Regions from separate parts of the Homo sapiens genome. Here region 2 is linked to region 1. A link is a loop called in an ENCODE intact Hi-C map of the cell type or tissue named here. Cell type or tissue: dorsolateral prefrontal cortex. All regions are shown on one strand.

Region 1 (2,500 bases):
CTTAATATATTTTAAAAAATTGTTAATCACATTTACATTCCTTTTACTAAGCATATTTTTTATTTAATATGAACAATAGTCACTGAGCAGTTTGGTATACTTTTTAAAGGTTTCTATCATTTTTAAAAGCCTTGAAATAAAATATCACTCAAAATGAGGCCAAGATTATGCATATTTTAAAAAATTTCTCATAGAAACTAACCATCTGTACAATAATCCATTGTCTGCTCTACCAAGGTGATTTATTAAGGATAATGAAGCATATGATTTAATAGCTGCCACAAATCCTTTTTCAAGGAAGATGGGTATAAATAATACAAAAAGATGGTCCAATAATAGCCAAATCCCAAGCTAAGAGCTATTCTATATGCTAGGTCACAGGAAATTACATGAGCTCAATTAACTGTGGAGCAAAGTGAAGTGTGGCTAGGCAGCTAAGGCTCTAACCCCCATCTCCTACTTTGGTAGTTGGTGTTATTATTTAATGAAACCAGTAAGCTCTACTATCATGGTGGAATTTGAGTAGCTTTTTTCCACATGACAACATAAAGCTCTCCAATTAAAAATGGACATTACCGGCACAAGTTTTCTAAAATCTTAAAAATCCAGATCTCTAAAATTTGTCAGTGCAAATTATACTTGCACTGACAAGTATAATAGTGCTTTACTCAGCCTTATATTCCCACAGTACTTTGCATTTAGCATAGTTTAATGTCTGGTGCTTTAAAGAATGGATGTATAAATGGGAACACAAGTGAGTGAGTGAATAAAATGAGGTCTCTAAAATCCTTGCAGGAAAAAAAAACAAAAACAAAAAAAAACACACAATTCTGTGTTCCTCTGAGACCTGGTCCTAACAGTTAACACCACTTATACTTTTGAAAAAGTTTGCAAGGCCAGTTGTCAAGAGGTTATCTCCTTTGATGGCAAAGCTTTCCTTCAGTCAGTGTCCTATAAAGAAAAAAAGTCGCCAAATCGTACATGTCATTTGAATACAGTATTTAAATATTAGCTCTTGGTTGCAACCTGACATACTCCTCTCCTGGCTAGCTCTGGCGATATTCAAGACTTTACAAGGCCCTGTGAAATCAGTGAGGCAAATTTCTAACAATAGGAAATACAAGCCATCAAATATGCCAGCTGTTTGGCATGAAAGACAGCCTGGCTGTGCCTTACAGGCATGGCACAGCCATTCACTGATAAGCTGGCACAGCCAATCCTGTCCCATGCCACCCAGCAAGTACATCAAAAACAAGATTAGATACTGCAAATCCTAGTGTCTAAGTAACACTGGGTTTCAGAAAATGTCCACAGCTCAACATAAACAAGAGGCCCATGTGTGAGACATACGTCACTTTCCCCCAAAAAAAGTGTGTGCTTCACCAGGCACATTTACCACCAGCATATTTTCCCACTGCAGTTCCTACGGCTCTTGCTCTTGTGAGTCTGGCTTGCCAGAACCGAGATCAATTTTATTAGATACCATTAGTCTCTGTTAGGGCGGTCATTTGAATAACAACAGATTGGCAAGTATAAAACCAAGGCACCTGTTGTACATTTGGCAGCCTGGATGAGGCCCCTTAAAACGAAAACAAATAAGAACTATAATCATGCCAGGCAATTGCTTTTGGTTCAATAATGGCCATGTGTCAGAATTAAGTGCATCTGGGAATTGCTACCACAGCCAGATGTAAAGGCAGATTTGTCTTGTCTAGTGGCATATGAGTAGATACACACACTCTACTGAGATTTGGCTTTGTCCTGGTTTGGTAAGGAACTAGGTAAATGAAACTTCACTCAAAATAATATAAAATTAAAATTAATTACAGAGGAGCAATAGACAATACCATCGTAAACTGTAGAACCTAAACAGATGGGTTGTAAGATTTGGGCCGTGAACTAATTCACCTCTGAGTTTTCTGGGCACACTAATTTGTTTACAGAATACTCAACGATAACATCCCAATATTACTATTGCACCGAGCCAGGCCATGTAGTAGGAGCTGGAGATGTCACTGGGAATAAGACATGGACATTGGCTTCCAGGTACTCCTAATAAAACAGAGTAAAAATAAGCAATTACAATGCATTATGATAGACACTATATGTAGAATTTATTCGGTATTCTTTTAGTGCCCAGAGAAAGGTACCCAGACTTGGGAGGAGGGAAATTTTCTAGGAAGAGTTGTCAGCTAAGCTATGCCCTGAAGGAAGAAAAAAATCAGGCAAAAATGGAAGGGTTGGGGACATTCCAAATGGAAGAGAGAGAGCATGCTCAAAATTACAGTAGAAAGAGTCAATGTGGTACATCTGGGAAACAGCAAATACTTTAGTATGGCTCAAGTGTGTGTGTGTTAGGGATGGAAGGAGTGGGGAAGAGAAAATGAATATGAGTATGGCAAGGTGGCAAGAGACAAAGCAGAGGAAAGGACATCAAAGGCCAGGTGCCTTTTGGTAAGGAATATTTCATGCTTTTTACAGACAGAAACAGGGAGCCACT
Region 2 (2,500 bases), 61 kb before region 1:
TCCAAAAAAGAAAAATAAAAAACTTGAGCATCGAGACACTCAATATTTACGCTACCCCTTCAGTGCTATACATCCTAACACAGCTTAAAGTTTTTATTTTACTCACAAGTCCTGCTGCTTTGGTAATTCACGAAAGGGTTGTGCGCCTGACCTCTAATGATAATTCGTCATATATCCTCATGCTTTCTTATTGGAGCTGTGAAACAATGAATTAGCAACAAATCCTCCACTCTTTGCCCCTTCAGCCCTTGGAGTTTAACTCCTCTCACATTACAGTATTTATTGAATTTCCCAGCCAAACGGTGTTGTGCTCCATAAAATTCTGACAAGTGGACTCTGCCAAGCTAATAATGGCTTCATTCTGCTGAAATAAACTTATTTCACTGTGGCAAACAAAACGACATGACCTGGAAAGGTTATTTTTAACTGGGTAATGACTCAGTCCCAACCAAGCTTTTCTCTCAAGGTTCCCAGTTTTAAATAAATTTCATTTCTTAAACGTAAATGCATGCTATTACGTGTGTTCTTGTCTGTCAATCTTTCACAATGAAGTAAAGGCAGATATTTTCATTGCTTAAGGTGTATGATTCTCTTTATTCAATAACTTGGTCGGCTTATCAAACTATTCCCAAGGATCCTGGCATAGAGAAGCCACCCAGAGAACCTGAAAGACAAGGCTACATAAAGAAGCAAAATCCTTTTAAACAGAATCTGGTTTTATTGCATTTTTCTTTTAATTAAACAGCGTCAGAACCTTTCCAATTCGGCAAAACTTTTAAGAGTGTGCCTCTGAGAAAGAGCTCTTATCTCATGTTTTTAAAGCGTGAATAAATTTTGCTAAGTTTGCTTAGCCTGCTTACCAAATAAAGATATGCCAGGACAAATTTCTCTACATCCACATTAGTTAACATCCCCCCTGTATCTTAAACTCTCCATACCAAAAATGTCTGCTACTAAAAAGTTTGAAAAGCAGAAACACGCGTTTTTCTCTATACTGCCTCCATATCTTACAGTTATCATTTACATCTTTTTATCTTGCACTGCGAGCCCCTCAAAAACAAACAAATGAACAAACAGAAACAACTTCCATGATAAGGTCAAATTTTCTTCAAGTTTCAAATGATCAGGGACTCCGAGAGCACCATTACAACAGCTGGGATCTTGTACCAACATGCTGCACCCTGCCAGTCCTGCCTTCTGAGACTAATAAAAGAGAAAACCCTTGACAGCTAACAGCTGGGCTCCTTATGAAGCTGTTCAATAGAAACAACAAGGCCTCCCACAGCCCACCAAAAATCAGGACTTGGTGTATAGACACAAATATGTACAAGAAAAGAAATTTGGTAAGAGGGAACACATATTTAAAAGAGACTGAAACAAGGAGATGATGAAGAATAACAGGGGAAAAAAACACTAATCAATGAAAGAGAAACCCAGTCATACCGGCATAACTATTGAAGATGTTAAGAGTTAGTGCAAAAGGAATTACCCATGGTTTTAATCTGGCTGGAGTAGGGGACTTGTATTACATATGATTAGCTACAAAGGCAAAAGAACAAGAACCTTTTCAGTAAATTCACATAGTCATGGTTCTGTCCAAACCACAATACAAAATCCTGAATATCCTTTTGATGACCTATAGTGTGTATTCACACTTGCAGTAAAAGAAACTAATGTGAATCGCCTTACTATTGCTTCCTGCCAGCCCCTCTGCCTCCATATTAAAGACCATCAGCTAGGCTGTGGCTACCAGCTACAACTCCTCAGTCAAAGCCATGTCACAGAATTACTGCCAGTCGGCTTAACAAATAAAGTACAAAAATAAAAGCACACTGAAGCCATATAAAAGTACTGTGGCTAAACAAGGAGTGGTTATGCTGGCCATTGAGTAAAAATATCTGTAATTCCTTCAAGTTCAGTAAGTTAAAGTAAAGCTTCAAACTAGGGTAGCTGAGGTTATAGTCAATATACAGATAATACAAATAGAAACTAGCAAAAGCATAAGGAACACAAAAACTCTCCTGTAATGTATTACAGATGGTTTTTAAAAGTTTCTATGGCTACTAGTAAGGAAACAAAAGCAAAATCTTTTTCCTTTATAATGTGCACTTTAGATGGCCCAACAGAATCACTTCCAATTGCTACAGATAGATAACAAACACCAGACAGGCAGTCTGAGAAGCCGCTTAATTTGTTGTGTGTGTGTGTGTGTGTGTGTGTGTGTGTGTGTGTACCTCATACACATTGTTCACCGCTAGTGGCAATTCAGATACTGACCCAGAATATGAACAAGGTAGGGTGGGAGGGATTCAGCATTACTATGGAAAATGGCCATGGAACCATTCATAAATTAACGACTCAGAGATAATTGAACTTGTTCCTGTGTTAACTATGAGTTTCATTTTGTTAAACAGTCAACACTGAAATTGTTTTAATCCTATAAATTCAACTAAAACAATTACTGAAGTGTGTTCAATGCCGTGGTTATTTCTATTTTTGC

The links. Peaks named below come from ENCODE experiments on the same cell type or tissue, not always from the same donor. Only the 100,000 strongest peaks of a DNase experiment are listed, where the experiment ranks them.
Region 2: it touches region 1 in a loop (2.1-fold over the local background); 5 of 110 quality-filtered maps call a loop at or near these places.

What each region holds. Positions count from the first base shown.
Region 1 is chr9:8,844,372-8,846,871 of GRCh38, forward strand. The region is part of intron 11 of PTPRD (protein tyrosine phosphatase receptor type D); the gene reads right to left. Among named protein-coding and RNA genes, the nearest start is that of PTPRD-AS1, 12 kb to the right of the region's middle. In dorsolateral prefrontal cortex, no CTCF peak of the experiment used is centred here; a DNase peak (open chromatin) is centred at 1,190; H3K4me3 peaks cover 1,741 bases; H3K27ac peaks cover 2,500 bases.
Region 2 is chr9:8,783,839-8,786,338 of GRCh38, forward strand. All of the region lies in intron 11 of PTPRD (protein tyrosine phosphatase receptor type D), which reads right to left. Among named protein-coding and RNA genes, the nearest start is that of PTPRD-AS1, 73 kb to the right of the region's middle. In dorsolateral prefrontal cortex, no CTCF peak of the experiment used is centred here; no DNase peak of the experiment used is centred here; H3K4me3 peaks cover 1,026 bases; H3K27ac peaks cover 2,190 bases.